3 separate regions of the Mus musculus genome follow, and all the other regions are linked to region 1. The links are chromatin loops, found by intact Hi-C in ENCODE. Cell type or tissue: left cerebral cortex. All regions are shown on one strand. Links, peaks and the distances in the headings refer to the core of each region. The heading gives the core; the rest is flanking DNA.

The links. Peaks named below come from ENCODE experiments on the same cell type or tissue, not always from the same donor. Only the 100,000 strongest peaks of a DNase experiment are listed, where the experiment ranks them.
Region 2: a loop joins it to region 1, with 3 times the contacts of the local background. A loop is called at or near these places in 3 of 42 quality-filtered maps.
Region 3: it touches region 1 in a loop (4-fold over the local background); 2 of 42 quality-filtered maps call a loop at or near these places.

What each region holds. Positions count from the first base shown.
Region 1 is chr12:44,324,974-44,332,508 of GRCm38, forward strand. It overlaps Nrcam (neuronal cell adhesion molecule), which reads left to right and starts at 3,912. Exons shown (of 31, transcript NM_176930.4): 1 at 3,912-4,123. In left cerebral cortex, for the core only: CTCF peaks have their summits at 1,207 (motif pointing left), 2,665 (motif pointing right) and 5,042; DNase peaks (open chromatin) are centred at 2,726, 2,926, 3,575, 4,087 and 2 more places; H3K4me3 peaks cover 1,740 bases; H3K27ac peaks cover 2,094 bases.
Region 2 is chr12:44,430,531-44,438,065 of GRCm38, forward strand. The region is part of intron 2 of Nrcam (neuronal cell adhesion molecule); the gene reads left to right. Among named protein-coding and RNA genes, the nearest start is that of Nrcam, 110 kb to the left of the region's middle. In left cerebral cortex, for the core only: a CTCF peak has its summit at 3,696 (motif pointing right); no DNase peak of the experiment used is centred there.
Region 3 is chr12:44,569,132-44,576,666 of GRCm38, forward strand. It overlaps Nrcam (neuronal cell adhesion molecule), which reads left to right. Exons shown (of 31, transcript NM_176930.4): 20 at 1,079-1,276; 21 at 1,375-1,445; 22 at 2,384-2,609; 23 at 3,071-3,186; 24 at 4,689-4,893; 25 at 6,745-6,867; 26 at 7,473-7,535. Among named protein-coding and RNA genes, the nearest start is that of Nrcam, 240 kb to the left of the region's middle. In left cerebral cortex, for the core only: a CTCF peak has its summit at 3,727; DNase peaks (open chromatin) are centred at 3,745 and 5,216; H3K27ac peaks cover 448 bases.

The sequences.
Region 1 (7,535 bases), core at 1,148-5,147:
TGAGAGGCAGTTTCCTGTTCGAGATGACCCTATCTTCAATGGAAGGCTGCACATTGACCTTGGGTAGTCTGAAATCTACTCACCTGAACTCCTGTACATTCCTGTAGATAGAAACCTTGGGAAGAGATGGAGCATGCTTAGTACTGTTGAAAATGTCCTTTCCATCTTGGTTCCCTGGGTTGGGTGTTGGGGAATATTGAGCCAAAAATGAAGATAATGGTGACTCACAGGCTCCTAGAGAAGAAATTCACATATGGCAGTCACTATGGGTTAGACTTTCCTTCCTCTTGCTTACATATCACCTCCTTCAGATAGATGTCAGGGTACTCTGTTGCTAAGCAGCAGGCAAGAAATGGGTTTCAGATTTCTAGCTTCATCTGTCATGTGCCCAAATGACATCCAACTATCACACAGAAGTTTGTAGTTGGGTAGCAGATGGCAAGAGAGAAGGGCAACTAGTGTTATGCATCTGTGGAAACTTTATACTGTTCACTAGTAATGTGATGTACCTGGCCCCAATTAGTTACATATTATATACATGCAGCTGTATACCCCACTATTATCCATAGAGAGTAATCACCACCCACTAGGAATCTCTAAGATCTGGGCCAGCTGAGATCATGGCTGGCAGTCAAAGGGAGAAAGCTACATCTGGGTGGGGCACTGACGATGGCTTCTCTTGTCTGTGGGAGGTAAGTATAACTAGGTGTGGAGGTGGGCACTGCTGAGGCAGACAAGTCACACAAGTTATCTTCAGACAAGTCATCTAACCTCACAATTGCTGCTCCTTAGGGCACTATTTTGTACCTAGTGACTGACAGTTGATCATTTAGTGAAAACGGCCACACTGAAATGCTCTTAAACATCTTTATGATGATTTAGCAGCTTGGCAGCAGCAACATTTCTCAGCCAGTATCTGTGGATCCAGAACCAACCATTGCTTCACTGAGTCCTATGGTTCAGGACCTTCTATGAGGTTGCAACCAAAGACTAGGCTTGCACTAGAAGCATCTCAGAGTTAGACTGGGACAACTGTATTCACTGGGCAGACCGAAACAGTTTATCTGCGGTCTGGCTTTTGGACCAGTGACCTCAGTTTTTCACAATCTGTTAGCCAGAGGCTTCCCTTAAGAAGGGCATTCAAATCCCAGCAACCACATGGTGGCTCACAACCATCCGTAACAAGATCTGACTCCCTCTTCTGGTGTGTCTGAAGAAGGGCATCTGTCTTGATAGGTCATCTCTTATGTGGCAACTGGTGTCTCTAAACTCAAGGAACCAAAATCAGGACATTTTTGTAACCTAAAATCAGGAGTGACAACCCACTGCTGTGGCAAATTCTTTTCCTTAGAAGCACATCACTGGGAGCAGCTGTATGCACTATTACTGCACTTACTACTTTGAGTAAACATTCCTAAACCCCTATGATAAAGCTCTGGTGCTTGATGCTGTTGGGAGGTGGTGGGACATTGTAGAATGGAACCTAGTGAGAGGGCTTTAGGTCATTAGGTGTGTGCCTTTGAAGGAAATTGTGCACCTATCTTCTCCCTCTCTGTTTTGCTTCCTGGCTTATGGTGAGGGGGTTTGCCACAACACATTCTCCTGCCATGATGTGCTGACACATCAAAAGCAATGAGACCAACTGGCCATGGGCTATAGCCTTTGAAACCAAGGCCTTTGTAACTGAATAACAAAAACACTCTTTAAATTGACTGATTATCTTTAGCACTTGTTGTAGTCATTGTTGTAATTTTGTCTAGTTCTTAGTATTTGTTATAGTGATTGGCATAACACTCAGTGGAGAGGGAGGGACCACACATTTGTATTAATATACCAGGCAATCAATAAAGATCATGTTTTAGATGGAGCTGCCCATCATAACTGTATTTTTGACAATATTGGATTATAATGTCCTTTCAAATAGGTAACATGTGAAAATTACTATTATCAATATATCTCTACCTAATCTGAAGATAATGATGACACAGGTAGATACCATTCTTGTAGAAGATTACTTAATGATGTTAACATACTTTTTTGTTGTTGTTGTTTTTGTTTTTGTTTTTTTTTGAGACAGGGTTTCTCTGTGTAGCGCTGGCTGTCCTGGAACTCACTTTGTAGACCAGGCTGGCCTCGAACTCAGAAATCCGCCTGCCTTTGCCTCCCAAGTGCTGGGATTAAAGGCATGGGCCACCAGGCCCAGCTAACATACTTTTTTTTTTTTTTAAGTGCTTTTATCTTTCTGATCTGGAGTTTACCAACCTTTCACTTGAGTTCCGCTAGGAGGGTGGTGGTGGTTAAAAAAAAAAAAAAGTTACAATTTATAATTAAAAAAAAAAAAAAAGACAGCTAAAACCAAGTTTCTGTGTTTACGTAGTCTAAACTTCTGATTCCACAGGGTTAGAGCAGGTGGAGAGAGTGGGGCACATGCTGGTGGGTAGACTGATCATTACTAGCGTAGCTAGGCACATGCTTGGTTTCAGAAAATTTGAGGTCAAGTTGTCGGGTAGTCTCCCTGAGAGGCCTGCAGTATGGATATGGATTAAGAAACTTGGTTGAGAAAATCAGGCAAAGGGAGAAAAAGAGAGAGGGGAGGGGGAGATAGGACTGAAAAACAGAGGAACGTCTAAAGCCTGTTCACCCCAGGTACCACTGGAGGGCTCCATGGCTCTCTACGGAGGTGCTCCTCACGGGAAGAGACATTCTGTGCTCTGTCCTTGACACAGCATGGCACAGTGGTTAAGACTATGGGTTTCGGGATCAAGTGTGAATCGTAGTACTCTTTGAAGCTTTGAAGTACTTTCTTTTATGAAGGGGATCCTGTATGTTTGGGCAGTAGGAGAAAGAAGAGACACTGTGCACATGAGTGAATGTGGGTTGAAGCTTAAGTTCAAAGTAAAGTCACAGCAGGGCAGAGGAGCTATCAAGACTCTGAAGCATGGCCCGGGCCAGATCTGTTTTTATTCATGAGTGCCAATCTAACACCTATTCTGGAGGCTGAAGGTAGAGGCTGAAGAGAGCTTCCAAAAGTAAATGGTCCAGCTGGGTAATACCAGGCTGACTGTACCCGGGCCTGCAGAAGGAAGTAGGCCCAGGTAAGAGGCTATGTGCCTTGGACACCATCATGCTGGAAGGGGTGAGGGTCCTGAAGAATCTGAATTGTGTAGTATGCAGTGGGTTTACTCAAATTCTACATATTCTTTTAAAAAATTCTACACACTTTTGCATTGAAAAAACAAACAAACAAACAAACACAAAACTTGTATAATACTCTGCAATCTGAAAAGCTTATGTCAACTACTCCAGAAACCCAATCCCTACTGAAAGTAGCATCCGCTTACACGCTAAAGGGACCCTTCCTCAAGTGTATTTGAAAATGACAGTTGTAAAACTATAAACCAGTACCCAACCCATGCCAAGTAGAGTTTGCAAAAGCACGAAATACTTTAGAGGAATAGAAGAGAGGCGGAAGGATTGGAGGTGAGAGGAGGGCGGGAGGGAATGTGTGATCCGGATCCATCCATCACACTCACACGGAAATCTAAACCAAGGAGAGTGGCATTTAAAACACTGGTTTTCTGGAACATCTTCTGTAGACACATCCCAGTCACCCATTCCCCTGAACACTCAAGTCCTGAGTTCCTGGCCCTACAGCCACCACCTCACCCGGTGCGTGGTGGCAGAGGTCCGGAGTAGCGCGACCTCTCAGGTGAGAGGCCACCCAGTCCTCAAGGCGCTCAAGGCCGGAGCCCATTCGCTGCAGCCTAAGCTGTGGGTGGGTGGGAGGGGGTTAGGCCGGAGGGGAGGGGGCGGGCGACGCCCGGTGAGTGCGGGGGAGGGGGACGCGGGGACGCTAAGAGAGTCGGGAGGGGCCTGAGCGCGACGCTGGGTATCGCCGGGAGCGGAGGGCGGGAGCGGCGAGGACGCGCGCTTCGCCTGGGTCGCTGGCGGACGCGCGCCGGAGTCCGAGCCTGAGACGCGCGGGCGCGAGGGACCGTGCAGAAACGGAGACTGGGGCAGCTGGAGGCGACAGCTTCGGAAGCTTCGGAAACACGCACGACAGCTGGGCTCCGGGGTCTTAGGCAGTAGCGCCCCGGCAGGGAGGTGGGCGCGGCACGAAAACGTGAGTAGCCCTGGGTGTGTCTGGCGGTTGCATTAGTGACATTCTGTCCTGGTGGGTGGACGCGGCTGGAGCAGAACAAGGAGCCCGAGGCTGCCGCGTTGTCACTCAGACACTGGCGCCCCGGCTCAACCCGAGCTCTTGTGGGAGTCTGGCAGCACTTGCAGCTTGGGAGAAAGAGGTCGGCGACTTCGTTTTCTCTTGCAAGCCCTTGACATAGTCGGGGCGCTGGTTGGAAAAAGGAGACGCACGCCCTGGGAGGACGCGGCTTCGACCCCCGCAGCTCGGGTACCACGGGCGAGAGCCCACCAGCTCCTTGGGTCCCGGGTTAACTTCAGCCTCTCTGGAAGCCCTGACTAGAGGTCTGCCTGTGGACAGACCGGCATTACACAGCTTTCTGGGCTGGGACGCAGTGGATGCAGTGTCACAAGACAGGGTCGCCCGGCGGCGAAGCGCGACTGAGTCCCGCTGGTCGCGCTGCAGCGTGCGCGCGTTCGTGTCCCCACGGACACATCTGGGCGTGGGCTTTGTTCAGATGTGCTCACACCTGGGCGAATCGCCGTGAGCGGGCGGGGGGCGGGGGAGGGGAATCGGCGATGCTGACTGCCCACCTCGGCTTTCTCAGCCCTGGCGAGGACTCAGGGAATCAGAGGGGAACAGGATAGACACCAGGGATGGTGCGCTGGGGACACTTGCTTTGTTGGCTTCCAGGTGAGGGCCGTGACAGTTCCCCCACCACACACAGCCTCTGTGGACAGGGGCTTCTCAGGGCTGGTGTACCGGGTTTGGGACAGACTGGGAAGAGCCTCTGCCCTGAGCAGGCTCTCAGGGTGGGATCTGACTACAGCTTCGCCCGGGAGTACTGTGGTGAGCCTGGAGTGACTGCCCGCGTTAGAGCATCATCTAGCTGCGAGCGCCATCTGTGCCCGGCACCGCCCCGGGCCCTCCAGGCAGCGCGGGTGGGCGCTGCGGCTCTCTGGTTCCCGGGGTGTGTGGATCCGGCTACTCTCGGTTCACATCTGCCACGGCACAGAACAGGGACCGGATTTCACAGTAGGCAGAGCTAGGGAGTCATTCTCTGAGAAGTGTTCTCTGGATAGCAGGTGCAGCACGAGTTCCCTGAGTCCACCGGGCTGGTAGGCAGGTCATTTCTTTCCCTTTGCTCCGGGCTACCTCTTCACATCCCTGATGCTGGCTGGAGGTCCCTGTGCGTCTGCAAGCACAGAGAAGAGTCGCCATGAGCAAGAGTCCCTCTCCTACCTCACCATCTTCACCCATAGCTCCAGCACCATGGTAAACTGAGAGGGAAAAAGTCCAGAGAGGGAAATGTTCTTCTCCTTCTCTGTTCTTGGATGGTTGATTAAAAAGAAGTGTGGTTTTGAAGCACAGGGTCCTTCCTTGCTGAAGCTCTAGCAGGAAGCCGTGGAGCAGAGTATAATGGGGTAGGCAGCCTTGTTTCCGCACGCACCAGGAGCTCCCCCTGGGGTTGTTGTGGGGAGGAACACAGTGACCCCTGAATACAAAACCTGCTTGAATTGGGCTGCTTCTGAAACGGCCTATGCTAACCACCCATTCCCTGCTGTGAGGCCTTTCAGAAGTGCTAAAACAATGGAGACAGGCGAACTCTTTCTACATTAATGATATGGTAGTCAACTTATTGGGAAACTCCAGGTGTGCAGGAACTATGCACACACAACATCTCATGTCAATTCTTATAACAACTCCATTTCAAAATTAAGAGAGTAGCTTAGACAGGTCAAGTAACTTTCACAAGACCACATACGTAGCTAGGGAGCAGCGGAGCTTTCCCATCAAAGACTTTGAAAGTGTGGTCTTCTTGAGACTTCTCATGAATTTAGAGGAAGCCCAAATCCTGAGTATTCAACGCCAAAATATTATTCCATTGAATACAAATACAAAGCTATTTAATTCGGAGGTGTGCAGACTTTTTTTGGTAACAGGCAATGCTGAGGTTCAGATGACAGTATTATGGAATAACTTTTTACTCCAATAATTCTTTTATGGGCTTTTATATCTCCACTGATGTGTGTGTGTGTGTGTGTGTGTGTGTGTGTGTGTGTGTGTATTCACAATCTGGTCCATTGCTGTCACTAACTTGTTCTCAGTGACCAGAGGTCCCGGCAATTACACGGGGATATTGCTAGCACTTCATTTGTCATTGTTATTGTTATTTGTTTGTTTGTTTGTTTGTTTTTGAGAGAGACTTACATCAGATACCCCTTGCTGGTTTGGAACTTGCTACATAGACTAGGATAGGTTTGCCTCCCAAATTCGAGGACTAAAGATGTGCATTATCATATCCAGCTTTCAGTGTAATTTTAAAGAAACATTTCTTAAAACAAGGCAAAGTGTGTGTGTGTGTGTGTGTGTGTGTGTGTTTGTGTGTGTGTGTGTGTGTGTGTGTTTATACTCTGGCCCATATACACATCTCAGAGGATGAATTTTCAGGAAGTGGTTCTCTCCACAATATTTTGAAGCACTGTTTTGTGCAGACCGATCCTCAGTCTCCCAGCTCACTGCAAAGGTACTGGGATTTGGGCACTGCATTAAGTTTTTGGCAGGATGTGTAGGGATCGCCGCATCGGCTTGCACTGAAGGAGCATCCACTTGCTCACTCATCTCCCCAGCCCCAAGGCAAACATTTATATTTAACTAAAAGCTTCCAACCCTGAGCAGCTTTTGTAGACTGTTTGGACTACGGGAGAGTTATTACCCAAATTCTACACCGAGTTTAGAGAGTCTTAGCAGAGAAATCTAAGAAGGCTTTCAGCAGCCTAAGTATGTGGCAATGTGTGATACTTTTACCAAGCCATTCCACATTACTATAGAAAATAAGAATTAGAAGAAAAGCAACATTGACCATCTTTGGCAGAGCTATTAGGATGATCATAATTGACCGATCCACTGAAAAATGCATCCACTTTGCTTTTATAACCCTGACTTGGGGAAGTAGCTAAATGTTCCACCTTAGTGTGAATATAGTGTTATAATAGACCTTGGACAACTTTGCACTTAACAGTTTGACTTTCAAAAGCAGTGCAGCAGGTGCCAGAGGACTGGCCTGGTCATGTATTGCAGGGTAGGGGTGTGGCCATGGCCTGAGTGCACACACCTCTATACCACAGTGGTGTTGTTACAGCATTGACAGTGAATGAATCACATGCTTCTTGCGAGCCCGTGTGGTGACAGTGGCCAGGTGTGAGTGCTTCACAACCTTGTGTCAGAGTGTCTTGAGAATGTGCAGAGCAGGGGTGTGGACCACTATTGTAGGGACCTCCTCCTCCTCTTCTAAAAGACTTATTTGTTTATTTTATGTATATGAGTATGCTGTAGCTGTCTTCAGACACCCCAGAAGAGGGCATCAGACCCCATTACAGATAGCTTTGAGTCACTA
Region 2 (7,535 bases), core at 1,840-5,839, 110 kb after region 1:
AATTGGATTAGACAGCCGAGAACCAGCACTTGGCGGGTGGAAGATGCTTAAGGTCCTGCCATGGATTTGCCTGCCTCAGTTATGCAAATGAGTTGATGGGTATTCGACAGCCTTTTAAATATGAGTAATTATGTACAGAAAATAAGGTCAGCAAAACCTTGAACTAGAGAGACAGGGTTTGAATGCAGCAGAGGTCACAGCCCACTAGCAACTCACATAGACCAATACACACGCACAACAAGCCCGGGGTTGCATTTATATGTAAGGTCACTTCAAATAAGAGATGGATGGAGAGTTGTCTCAGAAATAGGGTCTGAAATGGGGATGGGTCATTGACAATGTTCTTGCTATTAAACCCCGTGAAAGATGTGGGCCTTCTGCTCCTGGTGGAAAATAAAAAGTCGAAACAAAGAGTTCAGACAACAAAGGGCAGCTGTGGGCATTTATTGGTGAAATGTAGGTAATGTATCTTATGTGTGAGTTGTGGTCTCCCCCAGGAATGTAATTGGAGATAAATGAAAGTCTGTGAAGTCAGTTTATAGCGACAGCCAGGGTCTGTGCATCAGCTGGAAGGAAGCAGTAAATCTGAAAACATTGAAAAGCATTTTCCACTTCACTCCTCTGGACCTGGCTCAAAAGAGACAAAAGCAGTTGCGGTAGCTTTGAAGACTTCCCCGTGCGATGAGCAGCTAGACCCTGTCCTCATCCAGAGGATGGTAGAGAGATCAAAATAGCCAAGGCTGCTTTCTCCTGAGCATTTTCAAAGAATCTCTTCCTCCTGGGCAGCCAGCCAGCCTCTTGCCTCTGCAGGGAAATTGCAAAGAGAAGAAGCTGGCGGGACGGATGCACAGGACGTGAACCAGCCAGGTGATGAATTGAAGATAAACTCAATTTCCAATTGTTATGAAGGGAAGAAATAGAAAATCTTCTATCTGTGCTGTGAAGAAAAATGCATCGGTGGCAGAAGGGTCTCTTCCTCTGTAAAGCTCATGATCATGGCTTCTTACGTGATGTGCATGGTCAAGATGAATTTGAATACAATGTGGTACTGAAGTCGTAATATCTGTGGCTTGAAAGGTATTCCCACTGACACTAATACTAAGATTATAAACTAACAGATTCTAGCTCTACAATACTCAGGCTCATCAGTAGGTAGAAAGGTAAAGACAGCTATCCTTGAATTTAATGAATAAGTATTCTGTAATTTGTGTAAGTTTTTATACAGAAACATATGCAGGAAAGCAGAGCCATTTATATCAGACGCTCACTGGTGGGATGTACAGATAATAGGTAGCTCCTACATGCAAAGTACAAGAATTGATGTAAGAACTACAGAAATAGATTCTAAGTTAGGAAGAATTAGTTTTCACCTTTCAGTTTTAGGGGTTGGCTGAGAATGGCACAACAAAGAAACAAACAAATAAGCAAACAATGAAATGACAAAACAAGGCAGTGCATGTACAATGATGTAAGAGCTAGAAAATGAGCTGCCAGGTCAGAGAGACCAGACTGTTCCTAATGGGCAGAACCTTCAGTTAAAACTGTTCCTTTAGGCAAATAGACTTGATCCAGATGTTGATGGAAGACAGAGATGTAAGCAAATGAGAAGGAATAGGGATATGTCTGGAAACTGCAACTGTAGGTGGAATTGGGAAGCTGTGTTTGGAGATAGCAAGATAGAGTAGTTTAAGATTCATGGCAATCAACTGATACTTGTACATAGGGTTGGTAGTGTGAGGATTAGGAATTGATTCTATGGACATCAGAAAGATCTTGGCCTTCAGCACACACTCTTGTGCACACCCATCCCCACATTCAGATAACAATTTTAAGTTAACCTGATAAAATGGAGACTGGTCATGGTGAATAAAGTTCTTTGCTATAGTGTTGTTGTCTAAGGGAAGAAAAGATAGGTAAAGAGTGTGCTGACCTAAAACATAAAATCATTCTAACTTAGAGGGGGTTCTGGAACCCCCTGTTGCATGACAATAGCTATGAACTAACGGAACACATACTTTTATACTCCTAGCACTCTGGAGGCAGAGGCAGGGGTGCACTGCCTTTGAGGCTGCCTTCGCCTCAGCATGACCCTTTCTCCAAAAGTAGAAGAAAAACAAATAACAACAAAAAAATACCTATATGTAGCATATCATTTCATTGTACAGGAATGTACTGAGGGAACATGAGTCCAGAAAATGTGTGTGTGTGTGTGAGAGAGAGAGAGAGAGAGAGAGAGAGAGAGAGAGAAAGGGAAGGAGGGAGGGAGGGAAGGAGGAAGGGAGGGAAGGAGGAAGGGAGGGAAGGAGAGATTGTGTTTAATATATAATGAAAAAGAGAGGCACATGAATAGACTTCAGCATGCAAGGCTGTTGGGATCGTTGTTATAGCAACTGAACTGTCTGTCTAGTGGTGATAATGTTGCTCTGGGAACTGGGAATGCATATTCTGTTGGAAATTCCCAGGAAACAGTTTGAACCATATGAAATTGCTAAAGTTCTGTTACCCTTTAATCTACAGAACAGCAACTTTATATGGCTTGAAGTCTGATGTTTATTCTTTAGCGCCCTGTCTCTGCGTTTCTGTCCTCACCCTCTTTTAATTTTCTTGTAGCTTCTGTGGTGCTGTGGGCCAAACCCAGAGCCTTCCTCATATTTAGCAGACAGCACTACCACTAAGTTACCCCAGCTCTCTTCTCCTTTTTTCTGTTGTCATACATAACCTTCCAAGTTTTGCATAGAATTTACATGTAATCATTTTACTTCCTAGATAAATTTCACATATATAATGGTAATCTCAATAGCTGGTATTAAACATATTGAAGTAGGCATGTGTCTTCCTGCCTCAAGATCTGGATTACATATAATTTTTAATGTTCTAATTTATTTTATGTGTATGGGTATTTTGACTATGTGTATGTCTGTACACCATATGTACATGATTGACAGAGGACAGCAGAAGGCATCAGAAGATACCTTGGAATCGGAATTACTTGAATGAATCGGAACTTCATTCATTCATTCATTCATTTATTAATTCTTTCATTCTCGTTACATCCCAATTGCTGCCACTCCTCATGGTTCCCCCCTCACACTGTCCCTCCCCCATAATCCTTCTCTTCTGAGAGGGGGATATCCTCCCCTGGGTCTTTGCCACCCTGCATATCAAGTTTCTGCAGAGCTAGGTGCATCTTCTCCTATTAAGACCAGACAAGGAGGCCCAGTTTGGGGAATGGATTCCACAGATAGGCAACAGCTGTAGGGACTGCCCCTTTTCCAATTGTTGGGCGACCCACATGAAGACTGCACTGCACGTCTATTACATTTCTGCGAGGGGCCTAGGTCCAGCTTATGTATGTTCTTCAGTTGGCCATTTAGTGTCTGGGAGACCCCGAGGGTCCTGGTTCTTTGACTCTGTTGGTCTCCCTGTGGGGAGGAACAATTTTCTTATGAAATCATGTTTATTTGAAAACTACCAGAGCTCCCTCCCCACTTCCCCTGCTTTTTTTTTGAGAAAGGGTCTCACTCATCGAGAACTCATGATGTACACCAAGCTGGCCTCAAACTCACAGAGATCTGCCTGCCTCTCCCTCCCAAGTGTTGGGGGATAAAAGCATGTTTGTCATTGTACCCAGTTTGTTTTAATGTCTGAGTGCTCAATCTGCATACATTACACCCATGTACACCTGCATGCCAGAAGAGGGCATCCCAGTATAGAAGGTTGGGAATTGAACTTAGGGCCACTGGAAGAGCAGACAAGACAATGCTCTTAACTGCTCAGTCATTTCTTTAGCCCCCTTCTCTTCTAAGACAGGGTTTCTTTGTGTGACCCTGGCTGTCCTGGAACTAGCTCTGTAGACCAGGCTGGCCTTAAGATCTGCCTGCTTCTGCCTCCCAAGTGATGGGATTAAAGACGGGTACCACCATAGCCTTCCTGTCTTCAGTTTTTTTTTTAAAGCAGAGGTTTGTAAGTGCTATAAACATGGTAGGGACAGGGAGGTAGGAATGGAGACAAAGCAGAAGGATGTGAAATCAGTAAATGGGAGGATTTGCTTCTCTGTCTGGCCTCAGGTCTCATGTTTGGGTGGTGCAGATGTTTTTTTGGGTTTTTGGGTTTTTTTGTTTTTGTTTTTGTTTTCGAGACAGGGTTTCTCTGTGTAGCGCTGGCTGTCCTGAAACTCACTTTGTAGACCAGGCTGGCCTCGAACTCAGAAATCCGCCTGCCTCTGCCTCCCAAGTGCTGGGATTAAAGGCGTGCGCCACCACTGCCTGGCTGGTGCAGATGTTTAGATAGATCCAATCATTATTCCCTTAAAATGCCTACATATGTGCCAATTCACCTCCAAACCATGTTTCTTTCCAGTCTCTCTTCTTAGGTTGTCTTCAGAACACCTTTCTAGAATTTTGGTAATTTGCATACTGGTAACTCATGAAAGGCAATGGGCAGGATCTGTGGGTTCTTGGGTCTGCAATCTGAATTCACGGAACCAGACGGTTCCTGTGGTATTTCTACCAAGTGACACGACATTGAATGTGTCTCCACTCTGTACATCTGAAGCTCTGAAAAGCAAACCTTTTAATTTCACGAGCATGCAAGAGTGGAGAGCATGTCAGGGAGCAGGAGAGAAACTTTTGTCCAGTCCTTCTCATGACTGCTTATGGACATTATAGCCAACACTCACCCAGACAGCTATGGCCATCTTTCAGAAATTCAGAAGAAACACATTCATCATTCTTACAGTAGGAAAAGTTATGAAACACTGACAAGAGAGATAGTAGATACAACCTGGTAAATAGGGAGTGCAGATGGGTCTCAGTTCATAGAGTGCTGGCCCTCAGTCTGGCAGTGTGGAAGCACAAGGCTTGGGGGACTCCAGGTGGGCAGGGGGGTCAAAAAGACTTCCAAGAGTATCCTGGGGTACATAGTGAGTTTGAGGGCAACCTGGGCTAATGACACCCTGGCTCAAAGGACACCTAATAATAATAATAAGATAGAGCCTAGGAGGGTGGATGAGCTAAGGGTACATCTCCTCTGGTCTGGAAGCGTGCCTGAATGCACGCTCACTCACCCTTCCGCTCCGAACGTCAGGCTTATTTTTTCCCATTAAACATTAGCATGGAATATCTGCTCATGGAGGGGCATGTTTGTGTAGTTTGTGAATATTCACTAATTTATCCCAGAATGACTTTCTGAAGAACTACAGGATTGGGCTCTTTTACAGATGAGGCCCTGCAAATCCTGAGAATGAATGTTCTGTGCAGGCATTATGCACCCCAGGGCTGTACCGTTTGGGTAGACGTTAACCTTTAAATTTTCTGATCACCTCTCTCTTGATAAATGTTTTGCTATGTATTTTATATTAAGTAGAAATGTATACAGAAGGAGCACACCTAACATGTGTTATGGGTCTGGTCATCCCACGTAGAAAGCCAGTTACACACTGTATTGGCTAGTTTTGTGTCAACTTGACACAGCTGGAGTTATCACAGAAAAAGGGGTTTCAGTTGGGGAAATGCCTCCACGAGATCCAGCTGTAAGGCATTTTCTCAATTAGTGATCAAGAGGGGAGGTCCCCTTGTGGGTGGTGCCATCTCTGGGCTGGTAGTCTTGGTTCTATAAGAGAGCAGGCTGAGCAAGCCAGGGGAAGGAAGCCAGTAAAGAACATCCCTCCATGGCCTCTGCATCAGCCCTGACTTCCTTGGTGATGAACAGCAGTATGGAAGTGTAAGTTGAATAAACCCTTTCCTCCCCAACTTGCTTTTTGGTCATGATGTTTGTGCAAGAATAGAAACCCTGACTAAGACACACACTAAACATGGGAAGCCGAAAAACAGAAAGCAGCGTATGTAATTTGCTATCCTAAGGTGCCATTTTCCTTGTCCCCAAATTTGAGTAAGTAGGGGAAGGAGAGCTAATAACCTAATGACTTAAAATGAGATACCCCAAGTCACAATCTTAAACGAGGGACAGCTATTTACTTGGGTTTTGAGATGATTTACTGTGATTCAATTTTTCTAATAATGAGATAACGATAAGATAAAGAATTTATCAGGGGGCTGGTGAGATGGCTCAGCAGGTAAGAGCACTGACAGCCCTTCTGAAGGTCCTGAGTTCAAATTCCAGCAACCACATGGTGGCCTGCAACCACCCATAGTGAGATCTGACGCTTTCTTCTGGTGCGTCTGAAGATAGCTACAGTGTACTCATGTATAATAATAAATAAACCTTTGGCCTGGAGGGAGCAGGACTGAGGGAGTGGGGTTGACCAGAGCAACCAGAGGTCCTAGAAATTCAATTCCCAACAAACACATGAAGGCTCACAACACTCTGTACAGCTACAATATATTCACGTACACTAAATAAATAAATAAATAAATAAATCTTTAAAAAAAAAGTTTATCCAAAGACTCGCCTCATGCACGGTGGGAGAACAGGCCTGCATTAGTTGGATGTTAACCATTCTTGTCATAAAATAGATTAGATGATGGATTTCGAAGAGCCCATTAAACCCACTCGCTTTATTTACACCCCTCCCAAAACAACAACAACAGACCCCAAACTGTTTAGAACAGCTTACTGTGTAACACAGTTGCAAAGGCTTGGTCACAGTGGGAGCCAGAGCTGGAACCAGGCTGGCGAAAGCATTTCGCATTTAATGGGTCGGAAGCTGTAGCGAAGCAGTGTGCTGAAATAATTCTGATTAGGCTCGGTCAGTCAAGCTGCATAATGGAGCTCCCCTCTCCTCCATTCAGCCCTCAGTGTTCAGAGCCCAGCCACAGCTTAAAGTGCCATTCCTACTGCTCCTCACACCACTCTTGCCAGCCTCTCAAGTTGGCGTATGAGGCTATTCTTACCTGTGAGAATAGCTAGCTAGGAAAGGAAACGGCTGTGTTCAGATGTTCGTAGAAAAACATGGGCAACTACTGTTTTCCAATGGAAATGTTCATTTAAAGCTTTTCACTGACTATGTAGGGATGACTGAAAAATACCAAGGTGGGTAATGACTATAAACAATCCTCTCCCCGACATTCTTTTGGTGTCCATGGTGTGAGCTACGGCAGCAGCCAGGCAGCTAGTTATTTTCTGTTCTCTCAGTTGATACAGCTAATAACACGTGCACAGAGCAGCAGATGTAAAAGCAAGAGGAAAGAACGTTAATACTTTTCTCCTCTATTCATTTTATCCTTTAGAAGAATTAAAAATGAGAAGTGATTTTCTATTTGCAAGTTTCTGTTGGCACAATCTCAAGCTAATTAGGACGTAGAAAGTGGAGAACCAGATGTGCAGGGAGAGGGAGCAGGCTGGAGCCTGATGTCTCTACTCGGTTGGCTTTGGAGGTCCGGTGGCCCTGACTTGGGTTGTCTCGGACAAAATGCTCTGAAGGAGGTGGGGTTACAGGTTGATTGTGCTTCTGGGAAGTAGGGTGTTAGTCTAAGAAGATCTCAAGAAACACTGAAAAGTGTTTCAAAGAAATATAGTCGTCTGTTGTTCACAGCAGTTACTGAATAATGTAGAACAGGGTTTGGGATTTGTTCTCA
Region 3 (7,535 bases), core at 1,840-5,839, 240 kb after region 1:
GGCTTGCCTACAGCAGGGCTTCATGGAGGCCTTTTCTCAACTGAGGCTCCTTTCTTTCTGATGACACTAGCTGTGTCAAGTTCACATAGAAATACCCAGCATAGACACAGGAGATGAATCTCAAAATAAATATTTAATCCGCTGCTTCTTATGGTGATAATGTCCAGTCTAAATATTGGGAAACTGACCTTTTCCGACCCACAGTTTGTAACAGAGCTGCTTATAGACAATAGGTCCTCATCTTAGCATAGGTGCTTTTCTTCCCATTGCTCTTTGCCATGAAAGGACACATTCCAAAGTGTCAACTCCTCTCTTTGATGACATCAGTGGAGCAGAAAAAAAATCAGATGAGAGATCAAAGCATTTGAATAAAAAACCATGTATTAACTCAGGATATGATGGGCTTCAAAGCTTGATGCAGAGTATTCCACAGTGTGTGTGGATCCTATTTGGCTATATATGCCTCACTGGTAGGCATGTAGCTTGTCATTAGGTTGCTTCAACTGAAACTCATGCAGCAATGTGGATTCTTTTGCATGTGTCTTTACAACTCATGGGTGATCACATTTGTGCAAAATCAATTGCTTGAAGTACCATTCCTCAAAGACTGTGTATGTTAAAAACTTTTAGGTAGTCCCGATTGTCCTGCATACAAGTGTATCAATTTACACGTCCCAGGAGGTCTGAGAATGTGTCACACTCAACAAAAGATGTTAAATATTTGATTGCTGTCAATCTTCCTAGTGAAAAACTGCTTCGTAGCTGTATTCACGGTAGTTACTTCTTTATGACAACAATTGAACATTGTTTCATATATTTAAAATTCCCATTAGAATATGTGGATTAGGTCTATCTAAGCAGTTTTAACTAAGCTGAGCTCAGCATGATAGGAGAAAATGCCAAATATTTCATGAACTTCAGTATTGAACTCAGAATGTCCTAACAGGATATTTTTTTTCTTGTAAAAATCACTCTTGTCTGGCTACTCTTACTTGCTACAAGGTATTTCTGGCAATGTGTCTCTATGTTGACTGAATTCATTGTGTTGGGTTTGTGTTGTGTGTGCTGTTGTGGCCAGAATTCATCATTGAGTATGAAGATGCAATGCATGATGCAGGGCTGTGGCGCCACCAGGCTGAAGTTTCTGGAACACAGACCACAGCCCAACTGAAGCTGTCTCCCTATGTGAACTACTCCTTCCGTGTCATGGCAGAGAACAGCATTGGGAGAAGTATGCCGAGCGAGGCATCCGAGCAGTATCTTACAAAAGCCGCAGGTAAGGCTGGAATGAATGGAGTCGACATGAAATGGGAGGGGTTTCCATGCCTTCTGGAGAGCTGAAGCTTGCTCATGTGGGACTGCTTCATTTTTTAGAACCAGATCAGAATCCCATGGCTGTGGAAGGACTAGGGACAGAGCCGGACAACTTGGTGATTACATGGAAGGTGAGCCATGAAGCCTTCCGTTTGCCTCCACCTTTTTTATACTGAGCAGAAAAGGTTGCTTTTGAATAACACCTGCGTTCGTATTCCTTTTGACCCAATTTGGGAAAAAAAAACTTACCTGTATTTAGAAGGGAACTTTGTATAGTAATTAAATAGTTCTATTTCGGTGACCAAAATGGACAGGTGAGAGTCCCAGCTTTGGAATTTGTTGCCAAGTATCTGTCAGTCATCTGTATGATGGGAATAGGAACACAGCTGCTTAAGACTGAAGGAACTAATGTATGTGAAATGCTTAGCATTATGCCTCACACGAATATATGCTGAAAAATGCTAGCTCGCCATTATTATCATCAGAAAGACCATTTGGAATATATGTATCAAGCTATTCCCAGTAGCCAAATTGTTATTACAATCATTCTTACTTACATTATCTGTGGTTTAGATCTGAAAAGTTAGGAACTAAAAATTGAAATTTTATTTGCATAATGATAAAACTTTAGATCTATGCATACACATACATGCTATATGCATATTTATATTCACATATGATAGAGTAGACAGACCCAAATCTTTAACAGAAAAATAGATTGTAAGTTTCCATCTCTCGGTGGACAATGATGAGCTATGACACAAACAGGGATATATAAAGTAAATCTAGATAGCTAAAATGTTTTAAGAGTCACCCACACTTACGACGGAGCCAGTCTTTGAAGGTTTGTGTGTTATTTACTACTTTAGAATTGTGATTTGCAACCTTTGATGCAGAGAATCCGACTCTGGATCTCATCACAATTGAGAGAAGGGAAGAGGTCCCTGGAGACGTGGGCATTTAAGAGCTTAGATTTTAGTGTTTCAGCATTCTCTTACTTGAATCTAGGAACTGGACTTGCTATTCCTGTAAAAGGCTGTACAGTCATTCTGTTTGGCTTTTCTCATAGCCCCTGAATGGTTTTCAATCGAATGGGCCTGGCCTCCAGTACAAAGTGAGCTGGCGCCAGAAAGATGGTGACGATGAGTGGACGTCTGTGGTTGTGGCCAATGTATCCAAATACATTGTTTCTGGCACACCAACCTTTGTCCCATACCTGATAAAAGTTCAAGCTCTGAATGATGTGGGGTTTGCACCAGAGCCAGCTGCAGTCATGGGGCATTCTGGAGAAGACCGTAAGTGTCCCCTGCCTATTCCATTCTACTCTTGTCTAGATGGACAGAGCTCCCAAGGTATAAACTGAGGCTAGTTCCAGAGGTACTCAAGTTAGCAAGCAAGAGGTAATAATCATTTTGCTTATTTCTCTGCATTTGTACAGCCTACTATGTGAAAAATAGCGACTCAGTGCCAGGGAAATAGCTTGGTGGCAGAGCACTTTCCTACCACCTGAGGTTCTGGATTCCAAATCCAGAGCTTGAGGGTGGGGGTGGAGGGAAGTGAAAGTTTGCAGTATCAAAGTTGCTTTCATAAAACCAGATGAATGAATAATGAAGTGCCAAAAGGACAAGACTCTCTGATATAGTGTAGAATGTGCTTCAAGCCAAAGTTATTGAATGTTGTGACATTTATTTTTTGCATGAAATAGAAAAATAACAACTATTTGAATCACCTCCATCCTTTCTCGTCCTCTTCCTAGTTCCAATGGTGGCTCCTGGAAATGTTCGCGTCAGCGTGGTGAACAGTACGCTGGCAGAGGTGCACTGGGACCCAGTTCCTCCCAAGAGTGTCCGAGGACACTTACAAGGCTACCGGGTAGGTGAAGGGAAACACTTTGTGTTCTTTACTTAGTAGCAGGGCCATGGTGAGGACCACTCGCCACATATAGCATTTTAGGTTGAAATGATGTGGTTTGTCCGTGTTTGCATTTAGGACTTCACAAGATTATTTTCTCACTGCTCCCAGTCACACCCAAAGAACCCAGCTACAATTGACTTGAATTCTCACTTTAAAAAAAAAACAACGTGATAAAACGATGTTTCCTCTGTATTTCACAGGTTTCCCACCTTTTTAGAACCTTCTGATGACTGGACAGTATATGTGAAATAAGGCAGACAGATTTTTTTTAAGAATTAAAATGTAACCATTTGCACCTAGTTTAACAATAATGAGAACACTAATAAATCAGATTATACTTTAAGACTCTATAGTACATAACTGAGTCATCCTTATGATCATTAATTATATTTATTTAAAAAAACCCACAGAAACATTATTTGCTAGAGATATTTTTATTCATATAGCCAAAAAAACCCCACGATCACTTACATCACTACTTCGGTTTGACACTGACCCCTAGAGGATTCTTTATGTACTGCACTGTACTCCCTTTTTTTCCCCCCAATAGTGACCAGACTCTGCATATGCTAATTTATCTTGGAAAACTGCCTTTAAATTCCTAAGAAACCGTCAAGAAAATGTAATATACAAAAAAAACTCACATTTTGACCAAAGTTAGGCAACACCTTTTTATCTTTCTAAAATCTGTGCCTAAAATGTAAAAGTACTTTTGATGAGATGGTAGTGTGACTTAATAAACTAACCTGAGACCTGCAGTACAGGGTCATTATAGCTTTGGAAGAATCCCTCACTAGCCCATGAGCTCAGTGATACTACAAAAAGAGTAATAATAAAAGCCTCCCTAGGGTGAGGATTCAATTAACCCAACAAGAACATATAAACAATGGGCAGCAAAATTTATACAAGTAAAATTCTGGAATATTTATTATGGTTATTTTTTTTATTCTGGAAATAAGAGAACCAAGTGAATCGCATTCTCTTTCACTCATTTCTTTTATCGTCCTCCAACACAATAAGAAAGCACAGCTTTATTGTGTGGACCTAAGTTTTGTTATTTTCTGTGGGCTTCTGTCTCACTTGCTAAGAACCAGTATCCATTAGTTTTACTAATATTCATGTAAAACGCACCAAGATATTTATCTGAAAATCAGCATTTCAACTTAAAAAAGCGTTATGTGTGCTCACACCCTTTGTGCACTCCTACAAGTCCATAGGATGAGTGAGAAGGGAGAGGCCCGACCACAGTGAATGTGTAGAGGCAAGAGAGCAGCTTTGTGGAGTTGGTTATCTCTTCCTCCTTTTACGTGAGTTCCAGAATCTAACAGGTTTGGCTAATGGCTTTCATAGCAAGGGCCATTACCGGCTGGGTCCCCTTGCTACCCCCAGTGTTCTGGTTTTAGTAAGCATGGTTATATTGACATCCTGTGCGTCTCTGACTTTGGTTCTTGCCACTTCAGATTTACTACTGGAAGACCCAGAGCTCCTCTAAAAGAAACAGGCGCCACATTGAGAAGAAGATCCTCACCTTCCAGGGCACCAAGACTCACGGCATGCTGCCAGGGCTGCAGCCATACAGTCACTATGCCCTCAACGTCCGAGTGGTCAACGGGAAAGGGGAGGGCCCAGCCAGCACGGACAGAGGCTTCCATACACCGGAGGGAGGTAAGGAATGGGTGCATCCCTGGGATCAAGGAGCGTGTGGAACATCCTGAAAGGGTTTGCACTACAGCAGGCCCTCCATGGAGAGAATCCTCTAGAAGCAAACTGCATGATTAGAAATGATCACAGCACACACGAAAACTGGAGAAATGTCACCCACACATGACTGGAAGCCACACATAAAACTTCAGAGTGCAGAAAGCTGTCTCCAGATAACCTTTTCCCCCTTAAAAATTTCCTTTTCACTTAGGGTATCTGAAACATTGCTAATGTAGTGTGGGAGTCACCAGCTTTCTGAGCCAAGTCACATTCCGTATCTTCTTTAAGTGTCAATAGCTCCCTCTGGAAAGTGTGAGCGATGGGAGGAAGAAGTAAGAAAATACCCACAAAGGAAGATATTTCAGTCAGTTGGAACTGACTCACATGCCTTCATGATTTTTTGTATCGTATAAAGTTGTACTGATTTAGAATGCTCCAAGTCTTACATCAGGTGTGATAGAGTCTGCAATCCCACCCAGCACTTAAGATGCTGAGGCAGAAGGATTCTTTCCACTGTAATCTCTCATCAGTAAGATACCCTTTAGATAGCTCAAGGGGCCATAGAAGAGATAAATGGGATTAAGGACTGAAAGCGGGGAGGAGAATAGTTTGTCTGAAGCCACAAAGCTATTAAAAAAGCATCCTTCTACCAAATGCAAGTTGTTTAGCCAGGATGAGAAAAGAAATATGGCAATGGGAGAGGACCCACATCATGCATGATCTTGGATGCTATGGATACTAACTTGTGGGGCAGAAGCTCTTAGTCTGCAGGCTGTGGTGGTCCCTTCAGGATCTGCTGAGACATTTAAAGAATATCACGAACCTTCTGCAACAACACAATCATGCAACAGGTCAACATCTTTTAAAAGAAAAGAGACCTATGATCTTTGGAAGTTAAGAACCAATTAGGTTAAAGTTTAGAAGCCTGTGACAGACATGATTGAAGGCCCTGACGAAGACAGGAGGAAGACAAAAGCAGAAGGGTGAAGGAATGTATAAGGATGAGAAAAGTGTTCGTTGCCAAGACGTAGCATCCCAGGAGATGGGAAAAACACAAACTCCGAATTGATTGTCTGGTTTCCAGCTAGAGTGAAGGAGCAATGGTGGTGGTGTTAATTGGTTTCTAGGGAATATGGCAGAAAGGCAGCATCCTGATGGAGATCAGCACCAAGCCTCTTAAAGATGGAAATGGAAGACTAGACCCACTTCCTCTGATAATTTGCCAGCCTCTGTCCGGGAGACCTGAAGCCCTTGAGCCTCCTGCACCCTGGGGTAGGGGTGAGCCAACATATGGGGCTCTTGGCTTTCAGTTTCAGATCCTGAGAAGCTGTGAGCTCTTGGGATAGGCACAGCTCAGGCTTTGGGCAACCCAAAGCCCATCAGGGACTTTGTGGAGACTGGGACTATGTGGAGACACTTGGTTTGTTGGGGAGCCTGGGTAGGAGGACAGTATTTAGTGTGTCAGAACACAGTTGCTCCCTCTGAAAGGCCTGCTTAGGATGGCCTCCTTTAGTAACCCATTTGCCTTTATAAATTGTGTTAAGTGCTGCCTGCTTTAAAATAGTTTGAGTCCCTATAAAGGCAGTCTATGTATTTTGAAAAGATGATTTTAGTGAATTAAAATGGAAGTGGTATTAAAGAAAAGATAAGAGAAGAAAGGAAATAAATTTCTGCTACATATTTGTGATAATGTACTTTTTAGCTGAAGCAAAAACTAAGCTGAAAATCAAACTTCAGATCAATTGTGTAAATAGAAGTGTGTTTACTTTGAAATGTTTTTTTAAAAATGTGTTGACTGTTTGTTCTTATTAAAAGTCCCTAGTGCTCCCTCATCTTTGAAAATTGTTAATCCCACACTGGACTCCCTCACTTTGGAATGGGACCCCCCAAGCCACCCAAATGGCATCCTGACTGAGTACATCTTACAATATCAGCCAAGTAAGTCACCTCGATAAGGAAATGTTGGATTTTCAGCAAGCTCCTGTTGTAAAATGCAAGCTGGTTCTTTCAAAATATTTATATGCACCTTCTAGTAATATTCCAGAAAGAACTTCAGAGCACGCCTGTTATGAAAAACTAATGCATATGTTATTGAAAATTAAGGTATATTTAGGGTAATGTAGGTTGTTAAGTGTAGTCCTGAAAGGAGGGGTGTCCTATCATTAGGCTAGGAGACTATTATTTAGCAACAAAAATTAAAGACGAAGTTTCTTGGCCACAGGATACCAAGAGACATGTTTGGAGTTATTAACATTATCAAACTCCATCAGCAAAGACAAAATGAAAACTGCTATTGTAATTTAACTGTAAAATTTCCCTAGTGTGGAAGCCAATAGGGAAAAATATTTCACTTGTTTATATTATACTATAGGTTACATTTTACTACTTAAATGGTAATTGGTATATTAACCAATGCACAAGAAGAATTGTAAAACACTTGTATGGTGGGGAGGACAATTTTGGTTGAAGAAATGATTTACAATAATATTCCTATGACAGCTAATTAATGGGTAATGTGCTTGTTTGTCATTTCTCATTGACAGTTAACAGCACACATGAGCTAGGCCCTCTGGTAGATTTAAAAATTCCTGCCAACAAGACCCGCT